2 separate regions of the Mus musculus genome follow, and region 2 is linked to region 1. The links are chromatin contacts, found by Hi-C in ENCODE. All regions are on one chromosome and are shown on one strand. The core of a region is the stretch at or near the end of the contact, and the rest is flanking DNA. Distances in the headings are between cores, read along the strand shown. Region 1 holds the start of Asdurf (ASNSD1 upstream reading frame). Region 2 holds the start of Osgepl1 (O-sialoglycoprotein endopeptidase-like 1).

Region 1 (6,361 bases), core at 1,117-3,616:
GTCACTACAGGTGCTGATGAGCGCCTCTACGTGTAAACACACATGCACCCTCACAACTGCTTACACACCAGTTACTCAGAAGTGTCAAACAGCATTTACACATTTTGACAGTTTGATCTCCAAAAATTTGTATTAATTTGCCTTAGCATCTAATATATCCCAAATGACAATATCAGAAATGTCAAGAATGTCAGTCATTACATAATCGCAGCTGATTTCTGAACATATTCATAAAAAAGGCATTAAATGGGTTAAGTATTTAGAATAGTAAAGTTTTCTGTGAAAAACTTCATTCTTTTTTGTTAAAATATAATAAATATTTTTTTATCTTTGAGATCTATTGACATATACAGGAAAAACAAATTTAAAACATGCAAAAACAAACTAGGATACCACGTTAGCTTTTAAATTATGATCTTTGAATTTTGTAATGTTAGCATAAATAATCGAAATCATAATTTTAATATACTATTCAGATTTCCACAGCAACTCACCCGATTCTTCTTTAGATTAGAAAGTTCATCCACAATAATTTTCTGTTCTTTAATCTATTAAAGTAAAGAAAAAAATCTAAAGTGGAAGATTTCAAAGTATGTTTAGCGAGAACATTTTAAGTCACTGCTTTAAAACTAAAGATGGGGTTGGGGGCTATAATGGACTGCCTGTCTAAATGGACACTGAACAAATCAACAGCACTCAGTCTGGAATCAGTAGAAGACAGCTTGAGAAGGAGAAGCATAGGCTTGCCAGGGGTCAGTTACCACAGCTCACATCTTTAACCAGGGTGAGCCACTGCCTACCCAAATTAATACCAATCTTTTAAGCCAGGCAGTGGTGGCGCACGCCTTTAATCTCAGCACTTGAGAGGCAGAGGCAGGCAGATTTCTGAGTTCGAGGCCAGCCTGGTCTACAGACTGAGTTCTGTGACAGCCAGAGCTACACAGAGAAACCCTGTCTTGAAAAAAACAAAAAACAACCAAACAAAAGAACCAAAAACAAACAAAACCTCTCCCGAAAACAACAAAAACCCAATCTTTTAGTTTTATAAGGTCTTGCTGTAGACAAAAAGAGAGAAATAAAATGAATGTGGGTTCTCCTCTTTACCAACAACCAATGGTTTTATGATGTATGCACTAGATGACAGCCAGACATTCGGATAAAACAAATGAAATGGTACTATGGTACTGAATGCCCTACCTGCACTGATCCAACATGATTTTCCACCACTGTATCATTCTATTTCAAGTATTAAGGACTGCATATTGCTGGTATCGTTAAGCTAGGCAAATAGTCTATTAAGTCCTGAGAGCTGTACTAATAACCTACAAAGCCATATTGAGTACGCTTTCCTTGAGATTCAAGTCTGCTTGTACAGTGTTTTTATGCTCATTACAGGAATGACAGGTGTCACTTTAGGTGACACCACAGTACACTGTGGTACAGCGGGAATTAGGCAATGTACTGAAGATATCATATAGGACAGAAAAAATACAGAATTTAGGAATGTTTAATATCTGAAAAGACTATACCCACACCCTTCCACTCTACACGTTTAAAGATTTTCGTCTGTAACTGGAAGTTAGGACTAGTTCCGGTATGGGGTTGCCTCCCTGAAATCCTGGCTATTAGGCAAGAGAATTATTCAAGTAATGCCTAAGCAATAATATCTGAGGCTGGCCTGAGTTATTTATGAAATCCTATCCTAAAGGTATAGAAAAAAATTAATTTGATAGGGTGCTCCTTTCTCTTGTTGAATAATAAAGAGATGACCAAACAGATGTTTTTAGGATCACTTAAAGTTGAGAATATATTTTAAGGTAACAGGCAGCTGAGAAAATCGGCTAAGAAGCTTTTGCCTGAGTCTGGAAGAACAGGTACAGACTTCTAAACTTTTATGATGGACGTCATGGATGGCACCCAGGCGGGTGCGTGGCTAACTGGATGAAGCACAGCCACAGAGCAACAGATCTGTGTGTGACTGAGCAACACATCTGTGTGTCACTTTTTTTCAGGGGACACGCCTCCATCGTCGCAAACCTGCAGGATGGAGGGGAATCAGCTGCTGGTGCTGAGAATGCACGGCGGAGGCTACAGGGCACAGCGGGGCCCGCCGCCCACCACCCTTCCCCGGCGTCCCACGGCACCTTGCTGCTAAGGGACTCGGCGTGCGCAGTCGATGTGTGTGGGGGCCCCGGCGCGGCGCGGCCATCGGCGTGCACCCCACTGCTGGGCATCGCCTAGCCGCGCCGCACGCCAAGAACCGCGACTGAGGAAGGAACGGCAGCCAGCAGCCCCGGCAGGAAGCCTGGGTTCCACTCAGGAATCCGCCCCTTCCGGCACCCCGACCAATGGAGTGCGCACACTCACGCCTGCGCAGTGGCAAGCGCGCGCGGGGTGGGTTGTGAAAAGTCGAATTAAGAGTTGTGCTCCACTGCAAAATGGTTTTCTGCTAAATGTAGGTGTGGCTTGGCTGCAGAATCTATGAATGGTCTGTATCGCCCCCTAGTGGATCCTATGTAAAAATAAATCACTATAATTTAATACTCTTAAATTTGGTTTTCTTCTCCTCCTCCCCCTCCCCCTTCCTCCTCCTCCCCCTCCTTCTTCCTCTTCTTCTTTTTCTTCTCATCCCCTTCCCCCTCCTCTCCCCTCCCCTTCCTCTTCCTCCTCCTCCTTCTCTTCCTCTTCTTCTCGTCCCTTCCCTCCTCCCCCTCCTCCTCCTCCTTCTCCTCCTCCTCCTCCCCTCCCCTCCTCCTCTTCTTCTTCAGATTTACTTATTTTATGTATATGATGAGTTCACTGTCTCTGTCTTAAGACATACCAGATGCAGATCTCAGGTGCAGAGGATACCATAGAAAACATTGAAACAACAGTCAAGGAAAATGCAAATTGCAAAAAGCTCCTAACCCAAAATATCCAGGAAATCCAGGACACAATGACAAGACCAAATCTAAGGATAACAGGTATAGAAGAGAGTGAAGATTCCCAACTTAAATGGTCAGTAAATATCCTCAACAAAATTAAACAAGAAAACTTTCCTAACCTAAAGAATTTGATGCCCATGAACATACAAGAAGCCTACAGAACTCCAAATAAATTGGACCAGAAAAGAAATTCCTCCCATCACATAATAATCAAAATACCAAATGCACTAAACAAACAAACAAACAAAAGAATATTAAAAGCAGTAAGGAAAAAGGGTGAAGTAACATGCAAAGTCATACCTATCAGAATTACACCAGACTTCTCAGCAGAGACTATGAAAGCTGGAAGATCCTGGGCAGATGTCATACAGACCCTAAGAGACCACAAATAGCAGCCCTGACTACTATTACAGCAACACCCTCAATTACCATAGATGGAGAAACAAAGATATTCCATGGCAAAACAAAATGTACACAGTGTCTTTCCACAAATCTAGCTCTATAAAGGATAATAGATGGAAAACACCCACACAAGGAGGGAAACTGCACCCTAGAAAAAGCAAGAAAGTAATCTCCTTTCAACACACCCAAAAGAAGATAACCACACAAACATAAAAATAACATAAAAAATAATAGGAAGCAGCAATCACTATTCCTTAATTTCTCTTAACATCAATGGACTCAATCCCCCCAATAAAAAGACATAGACTAACAGACTGGATATGTAAACTGGGCCCAACATTTTGCTGCATATAGGAAACACACCTCAGTGTCAAAGACAAACACTATGTCAGAATAAAGGGCTGAGAATAATTTTCCAATCAAATGGTCCCAAGAAACAAATTGGAGTAGACATTCTAATATAGGATAAAATTGACTTTCAACCAAAAGTCATCAAAAAAGATAAGGAAGGACACTTCATACTCATCAAAGGAAATATCTACTAAGAAGAACCCTTAATTCTGAACATTTATGCTCCAAATGCAAGGGCACCCGCGTTCATAAAAGAAGCTTTACTAAGTTAAAAGCACACATTGCACCTCACACAATAATTGTGGGGGACTTTAACACACACTCTCATCAATGGACAGATCAGGTAAACACAAACTAAACAGAGACCCAGTGAAACAAACAGAAGTTATGGACCAAATGGATTTAACAGATATCAATAGAACATTTAATCCTAAATCAAAAGAATAAACCTTCTTCTCAGCACCTCATGGTACCTTCTCAAACTCAGGGCTGAAATCAACCAAGCAGAAACAAAAAGAACTATACAAAGTATCAACAAAACGAGGATCTGGTTCTTTGAGAGAATCAGCAAGATAGATAAACCCTTAGATAGACTAACCAGAGGACACAGAAACAATATCCAAATAAACAAAATCAGAAATGAAAAAGAAGATGTAACAACAGAAACTGTGCAAATTAAAAAAAATCATCAGATCCTACTACAAAAGCCTATACTCAACAAAACTGAAAAATCTGGATGAAATGGACAATTTTCTAGACAGATAGCAAACACCAAAGTTAAATCAGGATCAGATAAACCATCTAAACAGTCCCATAACTTCTAAAGCAATTGAAGCAGTTATTAAAAGTCTTCCAACCCCCCCCCCCAAAAAAAAGCCCAGGACCAGATGGATTTAGTGCAGAATTCTATCCAATCTTCAAAGAAGATCTAATACAAATACTCTTCAAACTATTCCACAAAATAGAAACAGAAGGAACAAGATCTAATTCATTCTTTATCAAGCCACAATAATGCTGATACTAAAACCACACAAAGACCCAACAAAGAAATTTTCCTTGATGAATATCGATGCAAAAATACTCAATAAAATTCTTGCCAACTGAATCCAAGAACACATCACAGCCTTCATTCACCATGGTCAAGGAGGCTTCATCCCAGGGATGCAGGGATGGTTCATTATACAGAAATCCATCAATTTTATCTATTACATAAACAAACTCAAAGAAAAAAGCACATGATCATTTTATTAGATGCTGCAAAAAGATTTGACAAAGTTCAACACTTTTTTGTGTTAAAAATCTTGGAAATATCAGGAATTCAAGGCCCATACCTAAACATAAAAGCAATATACTTCAAACCAGTAGCTAACATCTAAATGGAGAGAAACTTGAAGCAATCCCACTAAAATCAGGGACTAGAAAATGTTGCCCACTCTCTTTATATCCAATATAGTACTTGAAGTTATAGCTAGAGAAATTAGACAACAAAAGGAGGTCAAAGGGATACAAATTGGGAAGGAAGAGGTCAAATTATCACGATTTGCAGATGATATGATTGTATACTTAAGTGACCCCCAAAAATTCCACCAGGAAACTCCTGCAGCTCATAAATAACTTCAGCAAAGTGGCTGGATATAATGTTAACTAAAACAAATCAGTAGCCTTCCTATACTCAAAGGATAAACAGGCTGAGAAAGAAATTAGGGAAGTGACACACTTCACAATAGTCACAAATAGTATAAAATATCTTGGTGTGACTCTAACCAAACAAGTGATCTGTATGACAAAAAACTTCAAGTCTCTGAAGAAAGAAATAGAAGAAGACCTCAGAAGATGGAAAGATTTCCCATGCTCATGGATTGGCAGGATTAATATAGTAAAAATGGCCATCTGAAAGCAATCTACAGATTCAATGCAATCCCCATCAAAACTCCAACTCAATTCTTCATAGAGTTAGAAAGAGCAATTCTCAAATTCATCTGGAATAAGAAAAACCCCAGGATATCAAAGACTATTCTCAACAATAAAAGAACTTCTGAGGGAATAAGCATCCCTGACCTCAAACTATACTACAAAGCAATCGTGATTAAAAAACAAACAAACAAACAAACAAACAAACCAAAAAAAACACGAAACAAAAACAAACCTGCATGGTACTGGTACAGTGACAGGCAGGTAGATCAATGGAATAGAATTGGAGACCCAGAAATGAACCCATACACCTATGATCACTTGATCTTTGACAAAAGAACTAAAATCATATAGTGGAAAAAAGACAGCATTTTCAACAAATGGCGCTGGTTCAACTGGAGGATAGCATGCATAAGAATGCAAACTGAACCATTCTTATCTCTTTGTACAAAGCTCAAGTCCAAGTGAATCAAGGACCTCCATATAAAACCAGATACTCTGAAACTGATAGAAAAGAAAGTTGGGAAGAGCCTCCCGCACATGGGCACAAGGAAAATTTTCCTGAACAGAATACTGATAGTTTATGCACCAAGATCAAGAACTGACAAATGGGATGCCATACAATTACAAAGCTTCTGTAAGGCAAAGGACATCATCAATAGGACAACACAGCAACCAGCAAATTGGGAAAAGATCTTTACTAACCCTACATCTGATAGAGGGAAAATATTCAATATATACTAAGAATTCAAGAAATTAGACTCCAGAGAACC
Region 2 (6,361 bases), core at 2,102-4,601, 39 kb before region 1:
AACTACACTGACACTTTTCAGATTTATAAAATTAGCTAAAAATGTTCCTCTGTTTAAGTACATTTTTTTCTTTATTCTTTTCTTTTAAAGACAGGGTCTCTGTGTATAGCTCTGGCTGTCCTAGAACTTGTTCCGTAGACGAGGATGGCCTCAAACTCAGTGAGATCCACCTGCCTTTGTCTCCTGAGTGCTAGTATTAAAGGCATGAGCTTTAATTAATTTAACTGCCCAGTTTAACTTCATTTTTGAAAACTAGTTTTTTGCACATACTGTACAAATAGGAATTTCTCTTCCCATTTTCTGTGCTTTCTACTTTGAATGCTTTAAAACATATTTATTCGTAGCTATATGAGGGTTTGCTTGGTTATGCTGTTTTAGGCTACAGAGTTTGTAAAGAAGAAAAATGTGTGCCTTCTGTAGAGGTGCTTACAGGTACTTGAGGAAGTGAGGAATACCATGGAGGATGCAAGGTAATGGATGCGTGGACATTAACATGTAGCAGACCTACAGCATTTGAATACTGCTGAATAAGAAGTGGAAAGTACAGCAGTCTAGAAAAGATTGCCAGGAAGAATAGTAACGGATTCTTGAACTCCAGAAATGTGTTTGAGATAACTCAAGAAAGCCACTGGCACAGGGAAAAGAGAAAGGAGAATGGCAGCGTGAAAAAGTTACACAGAAAATGAGAGGGATTCATTTTATTCACAGCTCACTGACTGCTGTTGAAAATGAGCTGAGAATAGAAAACAGAATAGTTGGGAAGCGACTGCAGCCAAGCAGTTACTCAGACTAATCGGTAGCATGTAAAATGGTAAGTGGTCAAATGTGCACTTCATGGATGACACTGTTGCAGAAAGAAGAAAATGAAGCGATTCCGTAATCACAGTCCTCAAAGCAATGGAGTCAGCCATACATGAACTGAATGAGGAGCCCAAACACCCTGTCATCCTTTGAAAGTGTTCTTCATGACAACAATGAAAAACGTACTAACAAAGTATAGATCTGAAAGAAGTAAAGCAGGAACATGGATGTGTGAACATCCATGTCCACAGCCGCATTCTTCACATTAGCCACAAGTCAAGACATGCCCATATCAAAAGGGATGGATAAAATAACGCATTTATGCAATAATATGTGATTCTATGTTTAAAAGGGAATTTTGATATATGGTAGACAACAGATAACCTCAAAGACCCTATGAAGTAGTCACAATAGGACAAATGTGGTTATGATTTCCACTTACATTCATAAAGACAGAGGAGAATAGTTGTTGCCAAGATTGAAGTATTAATGTTTACCAGCTACTAAATTTTACTTTGGGGAAGATGACTTTTGGAGATCAATGGTAGTGAAGAGTATAAACAACAAGGGTTCTTCAGACCATGTATTCTCTCTTGGTTCTCTCTATGGTTATCTGCCATAAGAAGATAACCTGAAGGACAAGTTGTAAAGTAAGTATAATACCTCAGCAAACGTAAGAGAAAAATCCTCCAAAAATGAAACCAGACGAACAGTATTTCCTATAGTACAAGGATTTTTCTCACATCAAAGATGGAATTGCTTAGTAAAGAAGACTGGAAAGGAGAAAGGCAGCTGGCCATAGAATGCATGACTGATTTGAGGCTGGTGTGTGACTCAAGTGGGAAGCAATTCCTCAAGCTTGAAATATTAGCCATTAAGAGCACTGAGTTTATATCTACTGCTTTCATATAATATTCATTTGATCTTCATTGTGGTTTATTGAAAACAAAGATGAGAGACCAGCAGACTCACTATCCTAGCTCCAACATTATTACATTTTTTCACAAGTTAATAAACTAACAAGTTCTGATGACTTTTAAATGGTTTTCTAGCAATTTGTGATGTGTGACTCAGTAATCTAGAGTCCAGTCACTTCCAAGCCAAAGCCTGGAGAGGAATCAGATGCAGAAACCAAGGAATTAGGTCATGATCTTGCCAGGCTACAGATACAGCCATTCAAACCACTCAGCCTTCTCCAGGTTACTCCACTTTGTGTGCATTTCCAGTTCTCTACCTTTCAATTATCTGCATTGAAGATCGAGGGTTAACCTTAAGTTTTTAGCTCTCACAACTAAGAAAGTACCTGCCATAAAGGAACAGTCTGGATGAATGTGTGATAAAGTCCAGGTAGGCCTACAGGAGTGGGTATTTGTAGTCCCAGTTACTGTGGAGGCTTACAAAAAGAAGTCCGCGAGTTCTGGACAACATTGCAAGAACCTGAATCATAGATTTTTATATTTCATACACATGTACATGCATCTAAGTGGAACACGTAAGGTATAAGTATTGTAAAATTCTTCCTATTAAATTCACCTGAAGGTTACAAATGAGTTTGACTTCTGGTATTTAACCAAACAGGTTCCAGACTCAAGGTTGCCCTGGCCCATTCTGTGTTAGTCAGAGGCACTTAACTCTGTGACTAAATTCATTCAAAATTAGCAGCCCAATTATCTGTAAATGAGGCCACCAAGCACAGTATCTCCTGGATGTGTTCCTGACCCTGCTGGCACAAAATTGTTACTTTATTGTCACAGGTTGAAAAAAGTCTCAATTTTTTTAAAAGTAAGTTCAATATTGTAATTATGAATTTACTAGTACCTTCTCCTAGAGTTTAGTGTAAGTCTGTGAGAAGAGTTACCTGGTGGTGGTGGTGGTGGTTTTTTAACTCATCAAAGCAAAGATCCAAGCCCTTCCCAGCCTTGCATTGTAAAGCCTTTGCTTGCTACAGTTTTAAAGTTTAGGTAGAGAGGAAAGATTTGGAATACATCCATTTGATTGTACTAACAGGTTCACAAACCAGACCAACAAAAACAAAGCAAGATGCAATAATTAGTACATGCTATACAGAAAGTTGAAAGCTGACCTAGTAATCCGGGGCTATAGAATGCCATGGGTGCTTCACTTGGGATGATAAATGCAGCAGTTGTTTAAACTGTACAACCAAATACACTTCACTGAGAATCAAGTGCTGTTTTTGCGGGTGTTCTGACTTCTGATGAAAATACTTTCCCCATGAAAATGGAAGGTTTCTCAGGCCACTACCTTTTAAGTCTGGTGACAGCTTTCCTAAAATAGAATGACAGTAAATCCTACCCTTTTTCTCTTGGTGGCAGCAAAGTTCTAACGGAGGGCAGAACCCTTTCCTTAAATGCGGCATAGTGTGGGCACAGTGAGATCTACTGAATCTGGACACCTTTTCATGAGTCGCTATCAGCGTGACTTAGTAAAAGACCTGGTATTCACAAACCTGGCAGGAACGCCTGGGGCTATAAGAAGTTATTAAGCATTTCTTTACTAAGACAAGAGAAGGACCGCCGGCCCAAGGGCGGTGACGTCACTTCCGGGCGCCTGCGTAGTGCGGGCGCCCGCAGTTTCCTAAGGGGAATGGAGACTGCTCCCGCGCACGTCTTTCCTGTCCCAAGCTTTTGCTCACCACCAACAGAGACTCCGTTGCTTTCCAGCAACAGATTCCAGCTGTGTTGTCCAAAACTAATTCTTCTGGAGAGGCTGTGGGAGCTCACGACTGAAATCTGCGCGTAGTTTACTCTCAGCCCAGTCACTGCAGGTCTGCTTTCCCAGTTGACGCGTTCACTGTATTTCTAACCCCAGTTTTGCTCATTCCACACGTCTTGCAGTGTGGGAATACTAGAGTGTTTATGTTTAGTGATGGATGGATTGCTACCTTTTGGGGAGGAGTTGATGTGGGGAGAAGGGTTTAGGAAGAGGTTTGGGTGGTGAACCTATTACAAAAAGTGGAGATGTGAATCCGAAGATTGGATAAGTGTTTACGGTTGTCTTTGCAGAGATGCCGGGGGTTTTTGCTTGTTTTTTACAATGAACTTTATGAGAGGGCTTGCTTCCAAAATACAAAATTAAATCCTGATTAGTGAGCATAATATTTTAATAAACTGTCCAAATGCAGTACACTATTTTCTGGGGGAGAGGGGAGTCAATAAATGGGAGGCCTTTATTTTTGATTTGTTCTATTTGCCTTTAATTTTTAACATCACTTTAAGTAGTACTGTCCACATAACTATTATACTATAACATTAACTGTTGTATAAAGTGCGTGTTGAGCATGGTTTACCCAAAATGCCTGGACCAGAAGTGTTCCAAATTTCAAAAAAAAATTTTTTTTAATTTTGCGATGTGCCATATTCGTGACCAATTTGAGGATGAAACCCAGGTATAGATGTGAAATTCGTGTTTCATTTGCATCCTGTAAACACAGCTAAGGCAATTTTATACAATAATATTTTTAGTACTTTTTGTGTTTCCACTAACAACTCAGGTGGTAGCGTGCTTTAGAGCTTCTTTCACTTTGGGGGTGCTCAACTTGATACATTATAATCATTTTATATGCTTCTCATTTTTCTCTTGCAAAATTTGATTTATTCCTATCTAGTGATTTCTAGGACCTCTAAAAGATTTTGATAATGTTTTTACAAATGTTCTTAAAATTTTGAAGTCTGCATACTTAAAAAATAAGATAACATTCATTATTTTGTTTAAATAAATGAATTCATTGCAAATGACATAATATTTCTGTAACTCTTTTCTAGGAAGTATTTGTAGAGTAACAAATATGCTAATGTTAAGAAGGACAGCAGGAGCTATTCCCAAGCCCCCAAAGAGTAAAGTTTATGGATTTTTAAGAAGATTTAGTGTTCATCCCAGAACTCTCTCTTGTCATAAACTGGTCCTGGGAATTGAAACCAGCTGTGATGACACAGGAGCGGCTGTGGTGGATGAAACTGGGAATGTGCTGGGGGAAGCACTGCACTCCCAAACTCAGGTTCATCTGAAGTAAGTAGCAAAGGTTTGGGTCATTTTCTGCCTTTTTAAAGAAAAATGTCACCACTCTTTTCCATTTATCATGTATAAAAGTCAAAATTTAATAGTTAAATTCTTTTCTATTGTATAAGACCACTAAGTACCACGATAAATAGCTATGCCTTATGGTACACACCTTTAATACCAGCACTGCAGAGGTAGGCAGATGTTCCAGGCCAGCCAGTGCCACTCAGTGAGACTTGTCTCAAAAAAGAAAACAACAGACAAACCAAAACCTGCTGTAGAAATATCTCATACCTTGTCTTGGCTTTTAAGGCTTCCCCAGTTCACAGTAGGGTCTCAACATTTGCCAATCCTTATAACAGAAGGAAGCAACAACCATTCCCAGAACTAATAAATTTTATGATGTTTTTCTCAATGATGCCTTTTCCCCCTGTATATATGCTTTGTGGTTTCAACAGCAGTCCCAGGAAAGCATCATCTGATAGTTTAAAAAAACAAAACTATTCACATGTACACATAGAATTCACATAGTACTTAAGACATTGTTGTATTAAGCTTGGGTTTTTAAACCCAGCTGTTTGCAGATGACCAGAGGACCAGTGACTTAAACAATTGGACTGGATATAAAGTGTAAAATATACTTAGCTTTAACCAATTGTCACTCAAGAATGTAAAATGATTAGAGTATTTAAAATTTAAAATTTAAAATGATTAGAGTATCATAATTTTCAAAAGAAAGTGGAAATCCACATTTTAAACATAATCTCTAGTTTGTGTTTTTTAGATTACTCTAAAATCAGGTGGGAGTTTCACCTGTCGTCTCTACTTGCTTGCCTCAGGCTGATGTGTAGTTACATAATCTGTCACACTGAGAGCATGCATTTTTTTCAACTTTCTTGTCTGTAAAATCCAGATAATCATAATGCCAATGTAGTAAATGTAAATAAATGTGAATTATTTTAGCACACTTGCTGTAGTTTTTGACAAGTATAAGTGGTTCAATACAGTGTAGCCATTACTAATAGCAGTTCTGTGCCTGTCAACACAGTGAAGAGATCATTGCAGGGTAGGAAGTGTAGTAGTAAGGCACTGGTTGCTAGCATGTCCCTTCTTTCAGACCACCACTTTTTCCTTGCCACTTCCTATCCAAGTCAGCCATCCAGCTGTTGTAAATATAACCCTCAAGTCCTGCTTCCTCATCAACTTAGTTCAGTCCTCCCTTGCCTCTTACCTAGACTCTAACTTCAAATTTAAACAATGTCCTTATCTCTGCATTTCCCTCATCATCTGCATTCTTTATACAAATTAAAACATGATTATAAAATGTGTTCTCATTGCTTATTGGAGAATAAGGCCACCGTTTTACTCATTATTTGTCTTTATTGTTTAGCATAATTTTTATTGAAGAAAACACCAAAGAAGGCATGAAATGGCTATAAAAAGGAAGAAATGAATGGGAGGAAAGGACTTGAACTCAAACATTCAAACTCTCAAATTCCAATCAAATATTTTGATATGGAAAAAAACCAGTCAGCATATTGCT

Evidence for each region. Hi-C counts contacts between places; a loop is a spot of excess contacts on that map.
Region 2: a loop to region 1 is called in a map of left cerebral cortex, with 7 times the contacts of the local background. The contact joins the promoter of Osgepl1 here to the promoter of Asdurf in region 1. A Hi-C loop is called at or near these places in 12 of 37 maps with a recorded cell type or tissue (T-helper 2 cell, adrenal gland, gastrocnemius and 3 more).

What each region holds. Positions count from the first base shown.
Region 1 is chr1:53,350,386-53,356,746 of GRCm38, forward strand. It overlaps Asdurf (ASNSD1 upstream reading frame), which reads right to left and starts at 2,367. Exons shown (of 4, transcript NM_001353501.1): 1 at 2,145-2,367; 2 at 495-548. The coding sequence starts at 2,234. Asnsd1 (asparagine synthetase domain containing 1) reads right to left here and starts at 2,367. Exons shown (of 6, transcript NM_133728.3): 1 at 2,145-2,367; 2 at 495-548.
Region 2 is chr1:53,310,273-53,316,633 of GRCm38, forward strand. Osgepl1 (O-sialoglycoprotein endopeptidase-like 1) reads left to right here and starts at 3,352. Exons shown (of 8, transcript NM_001285839.1): 1 at 3,352-3,586; 2 at 4,584-4,827. The coding sequence starts at 4,607.